Regions from separate parts of the Homo sapiens genome. Here region 1 is linked to region 2. The links are chromatin loops, found by intact Hi-C in ENCODE. Cell type or tissue: mammary epithelial cell. All regions are shown on one strand. Each heading gives the region's core, and the rest is flanking DNA. Links, peaks and the distances in the headings are about the cores only.

Region 1 (8,329 bases), core at 255-8,254, 140 kb before region 2:
CCTCCACCACAAACTGCATCACACATATACCCCCAGCCCCTCCACACACACACACACACACCCAGGCCCTCTACACACACACACCCACACCCTCACAGCCCCTCCACACACACCCACACCCTCACAGCCCCTCCACACACACACACACACACCCAGCCCCTCTACACACACCCAACCCCTACACACACACCCAGCCCTTCCACATATACACCCAGCCCCTCCACACAACTATACACACACTGCACCACAGCCCAATCCCTCCACACAACACACACATATATACAAAGCCCTCCACACAACATACTACACACACACACCCCCAACCCCTCCACACACTACACACACACCATACACACATCCAGCCCCCCTACAATGCACTACACACACCACACACGCAATACGCATACACACACACACCACAGCCCAGCCCCTCCACACAATACTTATACACTGCACCACATGCACACACCACATAGCCTGGCCCTTCCACATAGTGCACTGCACACACCACACACACAGCACCACAGCCCACCACCCCCCACACACACCCCACACCACAACCCCCACCCCGCCCCAGCCCTGGCCCTCACCCAGCACGCGGGCGATGAGGCAGAAGAGCAGGGTGCTGATGACGAAGGTCCAGTTCCAGTGGTGGGAGCCGGCCACCGTGGAGACGCCGAGGAAGATGAAGATGAGGGTCTCGCTGACGCTGCTCCACATCTTCAGGAAGTATTTGATGGTGGTGTGGGACTTGTGGGAGATGTTGGCCTCCACATAGGGGCGCATCACCACTCCTGAGGCTATGAGCCTGGAGCAGGAAAGAGCGGGGTCAGGGCTCCGTGTCGAGCTGCACCTGCTCGAGCCCCTCCACTGCCAGGGGCAATGGGGCCACGACCAAGGTGCCCATGTCCCAAGCTCCTCTATGGGCCAGGGGCCCGCTGTGTGCTTTACACCCTCTTGCCACTCATCCTCACATCAACCCTATAGACACGGTGTATTCCTCCATTTTTTTTTTTTTTTTTTTTTTTGAGACGAGTCTCACTCTGTCACCCAGGCTGGAGAGCAGTGGCGCGATCTTGGCTCACTGCAACCTCCGCCTCCCGGGTTCAAGCAATTCTCTGCCTCAGCCTCCCGAGTGGCTGGGAATACAGGTGCCCGCCACCACGCCTGGCTAATTTTTTTGTATTTTTAGTAGAGACGGGGTTTCACCATCTTGGCCAGGCTGGTCTTGAACTCCTGACCTTGTAATCCACCCGCCTTGGCCTCCCAAAGTGCTGGGATTACAGGCGACGAGCGCATGCCCGGCCCTATTCCTCCATTTTTAAAATGAGTGATCTTGGCTGGGCACGGTGGCTCACGCCTGTAATCCCAGCACTTTGGGAGGCCGACAAAGGCGGATCACTTGAGGCCAGGTATTCGAGACCAGCTTGGCCAATGTAGTGAAATGCAGTCTCTTCTAAAAATACAAAAATTAGCCAGGTGTGGTGGTGGGCACCTGTAATCCCACCTAATTGAGAGGTTGAAGTGGGAGAATCTCGAACTCAGAGGCTGCAATGAGCTGAGATCGTGCCACTGCATTCCAGCCTGGGTGACAAGAGTGGGACCCCGTCTCAAATAAAAAAATGAGAGATCTGACTCTAAGAGAAATAGTCACCTCTCCCCTGTCACGCTGCCTGCAGGCAGCAAAGCCAAGACACACAAACCACAGTGTCCAACTCCAAAGCCTGCACCTTTGCCCCAAGGCCACACTGCCTCTTGACCCAATAGGAGTCAATGACACAGACCCATGGTCTCCTGGGTTCATTCCCCTCAAGCGTGGCATCTGCCATTACACAGGGGTCTCCACAGGGAGCTTTGTTCCAAGCAGCTGCTTGGAGCTCGGAGTCCTCCCAGCCCAGTGCTCACACCCGGGCTCTGCTCCTGGGAGCCAGGGGCTCTGAACCCCAGTTCTGCCTTGCTCGGCACTGGAACACCTTCACCCCTCACTGCCTCCCCACATCCCATTCTCCCCATTTCCAGACCCGGTGGAGACCTCAGGACCGCCAGGACTCAGGCCTGGTGAGCCTCCTACTGGGGCTGCTGAGGGGACTCCCTTTGAGACAATGAAGTAGCAGGGCTGTGGCTTTCCTCAACCTGAAGCTTAGTGGCTTCCAAGGCTCTGCTCTCCTATACCCTGGGCTTGCCTTCATGCAGGTCATTCTTGCTTCATCTGCTCATAGCCTGAAATGCCCTCTCCCGATTCCTGGACCCCAGGGGGCGCTGCAGAAGTGCTCCTCTTCTAGGAAGCCACTGATGCCCTTGGCCATTTAAATGGCTACCAAGCAGGTCTGGAGCCTGGAGTTCATGTCTCATCCCTGGAGCTCAAGGCTGGGCCCTGGGAGCTCCGTGAACCTACGAGCCTGGGGAATCCAAGCTGGCAGCCCCCGCCCCCACCCCGCCAAGCCCACTGCCTGCTGCACGCAGACTCACGCCATGATGCCTGACAGGTGGAAGAGCTCGGCTGACAAGTAGGCCATGTAGCTGTAGAGGAAGACGAAGAGCGGCTCGATGACCCGGATGTGGGAGGTAAATCGGGAGGTGAAGGCTGCGATGACCCCGTAGACCACGCCCACAAGCACCCCGCCCAGGGCCACCACGAAGAAGCTCAGGAAGCCGAGGAAGATGTCCACGATGCCCACGTGTTCGTAGTTGGCAAACTCCTCAAAGAGGTGATACAGGACCTGGGGAGGGTGTGCAGGCTGGTGGGTGGGAGGAGAGGGCCCTGGCCCCACGGTTCCCTGGGGTCCACCCAGGGCAATCCTGTCCCCTCCGTTAACCATGGCCACAAGAAGAGGCCACACGGTAGCAGAGAAACCCTAGTGCCAAGCAGGTGCTCAAAACCTCAGCCTGGGGCTGAGGGGCTTGCTCTGGGCCAGCCACGTGCCCCACTGGTGAAGGGTGGGCCCTGGGAAGCTCTGTGAAGACCCTGAAGCCAAACTGCCTGGACTGGAATCCTGGCTCTGCCACTCCTGAGTTGTGTACAGGAAGCAAATTCATCTCCCTGTGTTTCAGTTTTCCTGTCTATAAAATGAGGATAATAATACCAAATCTTAGGACTGCTGTGAGGACTAAATCAGCGAATCAAGTGCTCGGAGCCTTACCTGATGCAGTGTTAGCCACATCTGGTGCTATCAAGTCTGCCTCTCACTGCCTGACCTTGGGCACGTCATGCCCATCACTGGGTTTCAGTCCCTCCTTCAGCACAAAAAAGGGACGTTCACACAATGAACTAGAATGTCATTTCTTAACCTCTGGAGCTTTCTGAAAATACACATGTTCAGGCCATACTGGACTTGGACTCTCTGGGATAGGGCCAAGAAATCTCTATGTAACAAGCACCCCAGGGGTTGCAATGAACAGCCAAGTTCAGATGCTATGGAATTAGAGGCTAAGGCATCCCTGTCTCCTGGACTGGGAAATAGATGGTCATTGCAACACTACCATCAGATGTTTAAGTGGCACTTCATACACTGTAAAGCCCTTTGATAGTCTTTATCTGAGTCGACACTCAACAACCATGCGAGGCAGGTGGGTCAAGGATGCTCCTTTGCTAAACCGAGGCTCACAGTGGTAAAACAACACGCCAGGGGGCCCCCAGCCCAGGAGCAGAAGAACTGGGCCCAGAACTTATTCCCTGACAGCCATGGCTGAGGCCTCCCCAGCAGGCTCAGCTTTGAGGATCTGCCCCTCCTATTGCTAGGTCCCTGAGCTGCCTGGCCTACTCAAGTCTGTCCTAGACAGCTCTGCCAGGAAGGAGCAGGGAGTTTCCAGGCCTGGGGGAAGGGAGGGAAGGACGTGAGGATCCATGACAGGGAACCCTCCAAAGCCCCCAGGACCTGGAGCAGGAGGAATGGACCGTGAGGAGTGACCTGTCTAGGGCACAGACCTGAGACCAGGCAGCTCAGGGTCAGCCTCTGGCTTTACTCTCTGGGAAATGGGGCACTCACACCTATGCCAAGAGCTCCAGAAAGACCTGACTTGGGCCAGGCAGCAAGGGGAGATGCAGAGCACTGGCCAGGCCTGGTGCGGCCTGGCCCCAGCTGTCTGGGGGATAGGACAGGGCTCCAGCGGCAGACAGCCTCTTAGCAGGTGCGTACTCAGCCGTGGGCTAAACTCATTCCTGGCCTGAGGGGATTCATGGGTCCTCATGGTCTACCACATGGGCCCATGGAGTCGGCACAGAGGGGAAAGTCCTCCTTTCTGGCCTGGTGCTATTACCCCTGGAACTATAGAGAAACAGAGTAACACAGTGGTAAGCACTTGGGCTTTGGACTCAGACTACGGATTTGAACCTCAGCTATATCATATATCAGGCTTATGTAACCTCTCCGTTCCTCAGTTTCCTCATCGCAAAAAAACTGGAATATAACTGTGTCAACCTCATGGAGTTACTGTATAGATTAAATGAGGCAACATAGGCCAGACACAGTGGCTCACGCCTGTAATCTCAGCACTTTGGGAGGCCAAAGAGGGAGCATCGCTTGTGCCCGGGAGCTTGAGACCAGCCCAGGCAACATAATGAGACCCCATATCTACAAAATAAATAAATAAATAAATAAATAAATTAGCTGGGTGTGATGGCCAGCACCTGCAGTCCCAGCTACTTGGGAGGCTAAGAGGGGATGATCATTTGAGGAGTTTGAGGGTGCAGTGAGCTATGATTGTGCTACTGCACTCCTGAGTGACACTGTCTGTGTGACAGGAGACTCTGTCTCTAAATAAATAAATAAAAATGAGGCAATACACATTCAGACAGGAAGCACCCAATGAACACCAGCAATCACTACCACCGCTGCCACTGCCTTTGGGAGACATGACCATGGGTCCACAAATGGCTGGGTCTGTTACCTGCTTGATGCAACCATGCCCCAAGCTCCACAGCAGTGCTCACCTGAACCCCAACACCCAGATCCCACTGGAGAGGGCTTTATCTTTGGCACTCACTGGCTTCACAGACATTAGTGAGTATGACTCACTAATGTAAGTAATCCTGTAAGAAGCCTGGGAGGATGACAGGCTGAGTACTGCAATCCCTGTGTCACAGATGGGGAAACTCAGGCTCATGTGGTAACCCTGGGCAAGAGCTAGTGCTAGAGGAAGCCAGGATGGAGGCCTGCCTGCTCAGGTCAGGCTATTCTACCCAGCCCCATGAGGAGGCGTGGGAGGAACAGGAAGCTGAGGCTGCCAGCAGCTGAACACCACAGTCTGTCTCTACTCTGAGGTGCTGCTTCCTGAAGGCTGGGGCTGCAGAGGAGGGAGTCATGGCCTGGGAATGCACATGTGCCCTTGAGCTTTCCTGTGTGTGCAGCTGCTCTGAGCGGGACAGCTCAGGAGGGGGTGGGAGTGTTCTCACAACACAACGTGAGCATGCACATGCACACATCTGTTTCCCAAGGAAACCAGCTGGGAGGAAGGGCATGTGCAGGTGTATATGGTGCTACCACGTGCAGACCCTGGAGGAAAGCACTAATCCTCTGCCACTTTGCAGCTATCAAAGGTGAGGCTGGCTGGGCGCAGTGGCTCATGCCTGTAATCCCAGCACTTTGGGAGGCTGAGGTGGGCGGATCACCTGAGGTCAGGAGTTCGAGATTAGCCTGGCCAACATGGCGAAACCCAGTCTCTACTAAAAACACAAAAATTAGCTGGGCATGGTGACACACGCCTGTAATCCCAGCTACTTGGGAGGCTGAGGCAGGAGAATTGCTTGAACCTGGGAGGCGGAGGTTGCAGTGAGCTGAGCTTGCGTCACTGCACTCCTGTCTGGGAGACAGAGCAAGACTCCATCTCAAAAAAAAAAAAAAAAAAAAAAGGTGAGGGCCACAGAGGTATAGCATTTGCTTAAGGTCACACAGCAAGCAAGTGGCCAACTTCTTTTACTTATCACCTTCTAGATGTTTTGGAGACAAGGCCCCTTTCCATAATCTCCGCCCAAAAACTGTGCACAAACCGAATTCTAACTTAAGATATAGCCAACATGAGAGCTGAAAGGCCCCTCACAGATGATATGGTCTGTGAAGAGGGAACTGAGGCACAGAGAGTGTAAGTAATTTGCCCAAGCTCACATCAAAATGCAAGAGAAGGGCCAGGCTTGTTGGCTTAGGTCTGTAATCTCAGCACTTTGGGAGGCCGAGGCAGGAGGATGGTTTGAGGCCAAGAGTTCAAGACCAGCCTGGGCAACATGGTCAAACCCCATCTCCACAAAAAATTTAAAAAATTAGCCGGGTGTGGTGGTGCATGCCTGTAGTCCTAGCCACTCGGAAGGCTGAGGCAGGAGGATCTCAGGCCCAGGTATTTGAGGCTGCAGTGAGTTATGACCGTACCAGTTCACCAGCCTAGAAGACAGGGCAAGACCCTGTCTCTTAAAAAACAAAAAGCAAGTCAAGTCAAGGAGGGAGCATATAACCTAGCAAAACCAAGAGCTTAGGCCCTGGAGTCAGTCAGACCTGGTTCAATCACAAACTGGTTCATACTCCAACAGGTTATTTAACTTCTTTGGGCCTGTGTCTCCCCTGGAAAATGAGAATAATAAGCACCTCTTAAGGCAGCCATGAGGACTTAAATGAGATAATCCATGCCGAAGGGCTCAGCATGGTGCCTGGCATACGGGAAGCGGGAATGTGCCTCAGCTGTTTTTATTACTGTTATTAGCGGGTGGATGAGGGATTCACTGGTGGGCCTGGATTTGGGTTTGTACCGTTTGGACATGGGCATGGCCCCTGGCCTCCTCACCACAGTGACGGCGTCATTGAGCAAGGACTCCCCAAAAACAAGGATGTGCAGCAGCTCATTGATGTGAATTTCCTCAAAGACAGCCAGAACCGCCACGGGGTCCACGGCCGAGATGATGCTGCCGAAGAGCAGGTTGTCCAGGAGGCCGATGTTGTTGATCTGCTCACCGCCCACCAGGCACACGGCGTACATGAGGCCGCCCAGGAAGAAGGCGTTCCACAGCGTGCCCACCACGGCAAAGATCAGGATGGTGCCCAGGTTTTCTGTGAACTGCCGCAGTGGCAGGAAGTAGCCCGCATCCAGGATGATGGGCGGCAGCAGGAAGAGGAAGAAGACGTCGGACTGCAGGAAGGGGGGTGTCTCGCCTACACCCTTGATCAGGCCCCCCACCAGCAGCCCCACCACGATCAGCAGGCAGCTCTCCGGGACGATGCTTGAGATAGTGGGGATCACATGGAAACCTGCGGAGGGCGAGAGAACGGGAGGCCATGGGCTTTCGGAGGAGCCAGGAGAATAGAAGGTTGGGGATGGGCCGGGGATGAGGAGCGCAGTTGGTGAGAGGTGCACAGGCTGGGTCTCAGAGGGCTGCTCTGTTAACTCTCTGAGCCTCCGCTTCCTCGCCTGTAAAATGGAAGGGACAATGCTAGCTTCACAGGTTTGCCATCATAAACCAAGTGACAGTGTTTTTAAAGCACTTTTTTCAAAGGATATATACATGCTATCTCTGTCACTGTCATAAAATGTTAGAAAGCAGCAGTTCTATATGCTTCCAGAAGGCAGAAATTATAAATTGATTACTGACGTGCCAAGTACCTACGGGCATCACCTACGCCTGAACCCAAGGCATTATTCCAGGCACAAGTTCAGGGAGGCAGATCTGAGCTCAACCTGAGGAATAACAATCTAACAATTCTGTCTGAGGGAAGATGGTAGTTCCCTATCACGGAGCTGTTTAAGCAGAAGGCAGACAACCAGCTGGTGGGGAGTGGCATAGGAGACAGAAGAAAGCACAGAAGAATCTAAGAATACCAGCGTGGGAAGGAACTTGGGGATAATAAGGCCTGGGGTCTGCAAACCTGCAAAACAGTAGGCTTTCCTACTGAGTCCAGGCAGCTGCTCAAGACACGGCTCAAGGATGTCAGTGGCAACCAGCTTTGGCAGGTGAGATAAAATCTATTTGCTATCCCGCTTCTAGCTCAATGCCACCCACTTTAAAGATGGGGCAACTAAGGCTCAGAAAAGGGAAGGGACTTGCCCAAAGTCACACAGCAAGTGGGGAGCAGAACTAGAATAGAACACAGGTCTGATGCCCCAGTTCCCATCAAACTGCACAGTTCTGTAATTCAAGCTCTCCTATCCTTCCCTCCCATCAAGGCCTCCTCACACACCCCTCTGCCTGGGACCCACCAGCCATCTCCCCAGGCCGTGTCCTGGCCAGCAACAGGCCGCTCTGCTGTAGTCCACCTTAAGGCTTCAAACCCAGAGCTGAGGAGTAGCAAAAATCCCCGTTGAGAGGGCCTCTCTCAATATCAGGTATGGCCAGAGAACCCTGAGCTCCTGT
Region 2 (8,329 bases), core at 305-8,304:
ATTTAGTAGAGACAGGGTTTCACCATGTTGGTCAGGCTGGCCTCAAACTCCTGACCTCAGGTGATTCACCCACCTCGGCCTCCCAAAGTGCTGGGATTACAGGCGTGAGCCACCGCACCCAGGCGACCCTGTCTCTTAAAAGCTCAAACAGCAATACGGAGCCCACTGGGCAGGGGAGAAGACATCAAGGTGAGTTTTTATCTAAAGCTTCCCAGAAAGTAAAGCATTGCTTAGAAGCAGCTCTCTTCTGCAGAGAAAACCTCAAGCAGTCCTACATGGGATTATTTAAGCCAGGAGCCTCAAAGATGGCTAAGAAGTTTCCTGAAGATGCTTTGGTGATGAGTCTATCCTACCAGCGAAAGCTTTCCCAGAAACTGTCCTTGTACCAACTTAGTCCATGACCTTGAAATGGCACTCTTTAAATTTGTGTTTGAGATCAGCAGAGTCAAGGCAGCTTAACCCTAAGGAATGGTAAGAGACAAAGTTTCAGCAGCTTCCTGAAATTGTATCAATACTGATATTACAGGTGTGAGCCGCTGCTCCCTGGCCAGTAATTTTTTTTTTTTTTTTTTTTTTTTTTGAGACAATGTCTCACTCTGTCACCCAGGCTGAAGTGCAGTGGCATGATCTCGATCTTGGCTCACTGCAACCTCTGCCTCCTGAGTTCAAGTGATTCTCCTGCCTCAGCCTCCCCAGCAGCTGGGATTACAGGCGCCTGCCACCATGTCCGGCTAATTTTTGTATTTTTAATAGAGACAGGGTTTCACCACATTGGCCAGGCTGGTCTGGAACTCCTGACCTCAAGTGATCTGCCCGCCTTGGCCTCCCAAAGTGCTGGATTACAGGTGTGAGCCACCACACCCGGCCCAGTAATTATTATTTAGTGGCCAATGGCCTGGCCCCTGGAGTCAGACTGTATAGGTTGACTCTCTGTCTAAGAACTGTGTAGCTTTGGCAACTTCACTTTTCTGTGCCTCAGATCCTGCATCTGTAAGATGAGGATAACAATAGCACCTGTCTCATAGGATTATTATGAGGAGTCTGTGAGATGACACTTGTAAACTGTTAGAATGTTCAATAAATATTATTTAATAGGATCAGTGTCAGGCATTTTACATGCAAGCGCTTCTGTTCCTCCTCACCCTGCAGAGGTAGGTATTATCAGATTAGGAAACTAAGGTTTAGAAGTGTCAAGTCAGGGTCTGGCATGGTGACTCATGCCTATAATCCCAACACTTTGGGAGGCTGAGGTGGGCAGATCGCTTGAGCCCAGGAGTTCGAGACCAGCCTGGGCAGCATGGTGAAACCCCATCTCTACAAAAAAAAAAAAAAAAAATGCAAAAATTAGCCAGGTGTGTGTGGGTGGTGCATGCCCGTGGTCCCAACTACTCGGGAGGCTGATGAGATGGGAGGATCTCTTGGGCCCGGGAGGCAGAGGTTGCAGTGAGCTGAGATCATGCTACCACACTCCAGCCTGGGTGACAGAGCCAGACCCTGTCTCAAAACAAATAAAAATTTTTTTAAAAAAATTAAAAAGATGAAGAGACGTAAGAGGTATAGAAAAGAAAAAAAAATTTAAAAGAAATGTCAAGTCAGACAGAAAATAGGTGTCAGAACTGGGATTTGAACCTAAGATCTGTTAGGTCCACAGCTACACTCTTCATTTTATTATGCTCTTTCTTTCTTTTGTTTTGTTTTGTTTTTGAGACAGCGCCTCACTTTGTCACACGGGCTGGAGTGCAGAGGCACAATCATAGCTCAATATAGCCTCAAACTCCTGGGCTCAAGCAATTCTCCCTCCTCCCTCCTGCCTCAGCCTTCCTAGTAGCTAGGACTACAGGAGTGTGCCACCATGCCTGGCTAATTTTTAAAAAACTTTTTTATAGAGACAGGATCTTACTCTGTTGCCCAGACTGCTCTCGACCTCCCGGCCTTCAAGTGATCCTCCTGCCTCGGTCTCCCAAAGCACTGAGATTACAGGCATGAGCTACCACACCTGGCCTTATGTTATTTCCAATGACCTTTATGCATTGAAAGTGAAGTTGAGTCCTTGCTTCGTTGCATCTTTCATCTTTTTTGTAGGATTGCTCCAATAGAACCACTATAAATAGAGTGAAAGGAAACTTGCATACATCTTTGCATAATTCAGAATGTTGAAAGGGGGTCAGTTGTCACCCTGGTTGGGGGCACGTCTCTGCTATGGGAGGTAGCATGTCCAGAGGAAAGAGAATACAGATGTTTTAGGTTCCATCTCTGGTCTGCTGCTAACCAGTAGTGTCTACTTAAAATCTCAGCATAGTGTCATCGGAAGGGGTTTTGTAGCTTATCTCAGAGTCCACCTCTCATTTTACAAACGGCAGAATAGACTGAGAGAGCAAAATGCCTCACTCAGGGTCATACAGCCAGTTAAAGGCAGAGGCTGGCTTGGAGCACAAGACCCTAGATCTCCCAGTCCAGTGCTTCTTCCTCAGTACCATGTAGTATTCTGCTTCACTTCTCCCTTGTTAAATGGGGATTATTATCGTACATGAATATTCATAGCAGCATTATTCATAGCAGCGTTATATTAGCTTTCTAACTTCCTAAAAGGATTGTTGCAAAGTTCAAATTAAAAGCTTGAACAAAAGTGCTTTGATAGGTATAAAACATTGTGTGTAAGGCAGTCATGCCATTATTCATTCAGCAAATATTTATTGGTGCCTGCTAAGCTTACATCACTCCTGGAAGACCAGTGGGATCAATGGATGAATCGGATGAAGAGCAGGCCCTCAGCATGCTTTTAATCTTCTAAGAAAGAGAAGCCACGTAAATAACCACAGCTCAAGGTAGGAGACAGATGAAGGAAAGGCTAAGAATGGAATTTTCTTTCCATAACCTGTGATTTTGAGGTAGAGAAAAGAAAGGGTTTTTTTTGGTTTTTTTTTTTTGTTTGTTTGTATTTTTGAGACAGAGTCTTGCCCTGTCACCCAGGGTGGAGTGCAATGGCGCAATCTCGGCTCACTGCAACCTCCGCCTCCCGGGTTCAGACGATTCTCCTGCCTCAGCTTCCCGAGTAGCTGGGATTATAGGTGCCTGCCACCATGCACAGCTAATTTCTGTATTTTTAGTAGAGACGAGCTTTCACCATGTTGGCCAGGCTGGTCTCGAACTCCTGACCTCCTGGTCCACCCGCCTTGGCCTCCCAGAAAGTGCTGGGATTACAGGCATGAGCCACTGTAATCCTATGGGACATGCTATGGGAGGTAGCATGTCCAGAGGAAAGAGAATACAGATGTTTTAGGTTCCATCTCTGGTCTGCTGCTAACCAGTAGTGTCTACTTAAAATCTCAGCATAGTGTCATCGGAAGGGGTTTTGTAGCTTATCTCAGAGTCCACCTCTCATTTTACAAACGGCAGAATAGACTGAGAGAGCAAAGGGTTTAAGGTATTTCTTCTTTATTGACATATAATTCACGTACCATAAAATAGACAGTCTCTTAAATTATACAATTCATTGGTTTTAATATAGTCACAAAGTTGTGCAACTTGTCACCACTATCTAATTCCAAAACATTTTCATCACCTAAAAAAGAAACACATACCCTTGAGCTATCACATTCCTCCCCAACACTCCCATCTCTTTCTGTCTCTGTAGGTTTTCCTATTCTTGACATTTCACATAAATAGAACCATACGACATGTAGTCTTTTGTGACTGGCTTCCTTCACTTAGCAGAATGTTTTGAAGTTTCTTCCATGTTGTTGTATGAATTAGTACCTCATTCCTTTTTATGGCTGCATAATATTCCATTACAGTGGATATTAACACATTATATTTATTCATCAATTGATGGCCATTTGGGTTGTTTCTAATTTGGGCTATTATGAATAATGCTGCTCTGAGTATTCATGTACAGCTTTTTGTATGGACATGTGTTTTCTTTCCTTTTTTTTTTTTAGACTGAGTCTTGCTTTGTCACTCAGGCTGGAGTGCAATGGCACGATCTGGGCTTACTGCAACCTCCGCCTTCCAGGTTTAAGCGATTCTTCTGCCTCAGCCTCCTGAGTAGCTGGGATTACAGGTGCCCGCCACCACGCCCGGCTAATTTTTGTATTTTTAGTAGAGATGGGGTTTCACCATGTTGGCCAGGCTGGTCTTGAACTCCTGACCTCAGGTGATCTGCCCACCTCGGCCTCCCAAAGTGCTGGGATTACAGGCGTGAGCCACCACGCCCAGCCATTTTTTTTTTTTTTTTTTTTTCGAAACAGGGTCTCACTCTGTCACCCAGCCTGGAGTCCAGTGCCACAAACATAGCTCACTGCAGCCTCAAACTCCTGGGCCTAAGTAATCCTCCTACCTCGGACTCCCAAAGTGCTGGGATTACAGACGTGAGCCACCGCACCCAGCCTATTTCTGCATTATTATTTATTTAATTAATTAAACTTTTTTTTGAGACAGAGTCTCCCTCTGTTGCCCAGGCTGGAGCAGAGTGGCATGATCTCAGCTCACTGCAACCTCTGCCTCCTGGGTTTAAGCGATTCTCCTGCCTCAGCCTCTCGAGTAGCTGGGATTACAGGTGCCTGCCACCACGCCTGGCTAATTTTTGTATTTTTAGTAGAGACGAGGTTTTACCACGTTGGCTAGGCTGGTCTTGAACTTCTGACCTTAAGTGATCCACCTGCCTCAGCCTCCCAAAATGCTGGGATTAGAGATGTGAGCCACTGTGCCCAGCCTTGTGCAGGTTTTTTATACAGGTAAACTCATGTCATGGTGGTTTGTTGTGCAGATTATTTTGTTACCCAGGTACTAAGCCTAGTACTCAATAGTTATTTTTTCTGATCCTCTTCCTCTTCCCACCCTCCACCCTCAAGTAGGTTCCAGTGTCTGTTGTTCCCTTCTTTGTGTCCATGAAGTCTCATCATTTAGCTTCCACTTACAAGTTAGAACATGCCATATTTGGTTTTCTGTTTCTGCTTTAGTTTGCTGAGGATAATGGCCTCCGGCTCCATTCATGTTCCTGCAAAGGATATGATCTCATTCTTATGGCTGCATGGTCATTCCATGGTGTACATGTACCACATTTTCTTTCTTTTTTTTTTTTTTTTTCTTTGTGAGATGGAGTTTCACTCTTGTTGCCCAGCCTGGAGTGCAATGGCGTAGTCTCAGCTCACTACAACCTCTGCCTCCCGGGTTCAAGTGATTCTCCTGCCTCAGCCTCCCAAGTAGCTGGGATTATAGGCACCTGACACCATGCCTGCCTAATTTTATAGTGTTAGTAGAGACGGGGTTTCTCCACGTTGGCCAGGCTGGTCTTGAACTGCTGACCTCAGGTGATCTGCCCGCCTCGGCCTCCCAAAGTGCTGGGATTACAGGCGTGAGCCACTGTGCCCAGCCTGTACCACATCTTCTTTATCCCATCTGCTGTTGATGAGCATTTAGGTTGATTCCATGTCTTGCTTATTGTGAATAGTGCCACAATTAACATACTGCACAGTGTGTGTGTCTTTATGGTGAAACTATTTATATTCCTTTGGGTATATACCCAGTAATAGGATTGCTAGGGCAAATGGTAGTTCTGTTTTTAGCTCTTTGAGGAATCTTCACACTGCTTTCCACAATGGTTGAACTAATTTACACTCCCACTAACAGTGTAAAAGTGTTGCCTTTTCTCTGCAACCTCACCAGCATCTGTTATTTTTTGACTTTTTAATAATAGCTATCCTGACTAGTGTGAGATGGTATCTCATTGTGGTTTTGACTTGGATTTCTCTATTGATCAGTGATACTGAGCTTTTTTTCATATGCTTGTTGGCCACATGTATGTCTTCTTTTGAAAAGTGTCTGTTCATGTCCTTTGCCCACTTGATGGGATTGTTTTTTTCTTACACATTTGTTTAAGTTCCTTATAGATGCTGGATATTAGACCTTTGTCAGATGCATAGTTTGCAAGTATTTTCTCCCATCCTATAGGTTGTCTGTTAATGATACACTTTAAAATGATTAGTTTCATCTTATGTGAATTTCACTTAAAAACTTTTTATTATTATTTTTTTTTATTCAGAGTCTTGCCCTGTCTCCCAGGCTGGAGTGCAGTGGTGTGATCTTGGCTCACTGTAGCCGAAACCTCCTGGGCTCAAGCAGTCCTCCCACCTCAGCCTCCCAAGTAGCTGGGACTGTAGGTGTGCCACCACGCCCAGCTAATTTTTTAACTTTTTTTAGAGACAGGGTTTCACCATGTTTCCCAGCTGGTCCCAAACTCCTGGGCTCAAGCAATCTTCCCACATTGGTCTCCCAAAGTGCTGGGATTATAGACGTGAGCCACTGCACCCAGCCTTAAATTTTTTAAAAAGAAACCATATCCCGGCCCAGCTCAGTGGCTCACACCTGTAATTCCAGCACTTTGGGAGGCTGAGGCAGACAGATCACTTGAGGCCAGTAGCTCAAGACAAGCTTAGCCAACATGGTGAAACCCCATCTCTACTAAAAATACGAAAAATTAGCCGAGCATAATGGTGCATGCCTGTAATCCCAGCTACTCCGGAGGCTGAGGCATGAGAATCACTTGAACCTGAGAGGCAGAGGCTGTAGTGAGCCAAGATGGCACCACTGCACTCCAGCCTGGGCAACAGAGTGAGACTGTCTCAAAAAAAAAAAAAAGCCATATCCTTTAGCTGTCACTTCTCTATCCCCCCATTCCCTTCAGCCCTAAGCAACCATTAATCTACTTCCTATTTCTATTCTATTTTGTTCTATTTTATATAAATGGAATTATGCAATATGTAGGCTTCTTTCACTTGGCATAATATTTTTAGAGTTCCCCTATGTTGTAGCATGTATCAGTACTTCATTCCTTCTTATGGCCAAATAACATTCCATTGTATGGATATACCACATTTTGTTTATCTATTTATCAGTTGATGGATGTTTCCACCTTTTGGCTATTATGAATAATGCTGCTCTAAACTTTTTTTTTTCTTTTTGAGACTGAATCTCACTCTCACTAAGGCTGGAGTGGCATGATCATAGCTCACTGTAACTTCAAACTCCTGGGTTCAAGCAATCTTTCTGCCTCAGCCTCCTGAGTAGCTAGGGCTGTAGATGCATGGCCACCACACCTGGCTAATTTTATTTTTTGTAGAGACGGGATTTTGCTGTGTTGCCCAGCCTGGTCTTAAATTCTTGGCCTCAAGTGATTCTCCCTCGGCCTCCCAAAGCGCTGGGATTACAGGTGTGAGCCAGTGCACCTGGCCTTGCTATAAATACATTCTTGCACAGATTTTTGTGTGGCATTTCTTCACTTTTAACAACGTCACGATTTTCCTTCTGATCTTGCGTTTCAAACCTAACAGGTGATAAAGACATCCTATACTCTGCCCCTGCCATCCTACAATGAAATACCCCTTGTCAGCTTCATCTCTGGTAGGGAAATTGGGGCGGGGGAAATGTTATAATCCATGCTACTGAGCAAATATAACAGGGGTTACCAGGTTTTAGTAGAATTCAAATTTAGCTAACATTTGTTGAGCACCTACTACAATCTAGATACGATACTGTTATGTACTTTCTTTTTTTCTTTTTTGGAGATAAGAGTCTCTCTGTATCCTCTAGGCTGGAGTGCAGTGGTGCAATCTCGGCTCACTGCAACCTCCGCCTCCCAGGTTCAAGCGATTCTCCTGCCTCAGCCTCCCAAGTAACTTTGTATTTTTAGTAGAAACGGGGTTTTGCCATGTTGACCAGGCTGGTCTCAAATTCCTGACCTCAGGTGATCCACCCACCTCAGCATCCCAAAGTGCTGGGATTACAGGCGTGAGCCACCACACCCAGCCCTGTTATGTATTTTCATATATATTTTATCATGTATTCACAACAACCCATTAAAGTAGGTGTTAGCATCCCCATTTTACAAATGAGGAAATTGAAACTCAGAAAATTTAAGTAACTTCCCTATGTAGGTACTAATTGGTACACTGAGGGGGAAGCTGGAATTCAGGCCCAGGTGCCTAAGTATTATATGTTTTTCTCTTTCTGCTGCGTTATCCAGAGCCAAACAAGGACTATAGCACACATGAAAGGAGTGGTTCTTCATATTTGGATATTACCATTCAATTCTTGGTTCTAGATGAGTGATCTTCACAAATGTACTTTGTTCTAAGTCATGTTAACCTCAGGCTATTATATTACTGATCACCTTGGCATTATGATTAGACTAATTCCTCCAAATCGAGCTGTTAATTGACTTGTTTTTTTTTTTTTTCTTTTTTGAGACAGAGTCTCACTCTGTCACCCAGGCTGGAGTGCAGTGGTGTGATCTTGGCTCAATGCAACCTCTGCCTCCCAGGTTCAAGCGATT

The links. Hi-C counts contacts between places; a loop is a spot of excess contacts. Peaks named below come from ENCODE experiments on the same cell type or tissue, not always from the same donor. Only the 100,000 strongest peaks of a DNase experiment are listed, where the experiment ranks them.
Region 1: a loop joins it to region 2, with 3 times the contacts of the local background. A loop is called at or near these places in 7 of 110 quality-filtered maps.

What each region holds. Positions count from the first base shown.
Region 1 is chr1:27,107,058-27,115,386 of GRCh38, forward strand. It overlaps SLC9A1 (solute carrier family 9 member A1), which reads right to left. Exons shown (of 12, transcript NM_003047.5): 2 at 6,769-7,229; 3 at 2,470-2,720; 4 at 591-808. Among named protein-coding and RNA genes, the nearest start is that of SLC9A1, 44 kb to the right of the region's middle. RefSeq lists a silencer at 3,016-3,220 and enhancers at 4,888-4,967, 4,899-5,400, 5,308-5,377, 6,462-7,036, 7,037-7,610. In mammary epithelial cell, for the core only: CTCF peaks have their summits at 2,250 (motif pointing right) and 5,183; a DNase peak (open chromatin) is centred at 5,214; H3K27ac peaks cover 1,660 bases.
Region 2 is chr1:27,242,645-27,250,973 of GRCh38, forward strand. The region is part of intron 1 of WDTC1 (WD and tetratricopeptide repeats 1); the gene reads left to right. Among named protein-coding and RNA genes, the nearest start is that of WDTC1, 12 kb to the left of the region's middle. In mammary epithelial cell, for the core only: no CTCF peak of the experiment used is centred there; a DNase peak (open chromatin) is centred at 4,957; H3K27ac peaks cover 1,314 bases.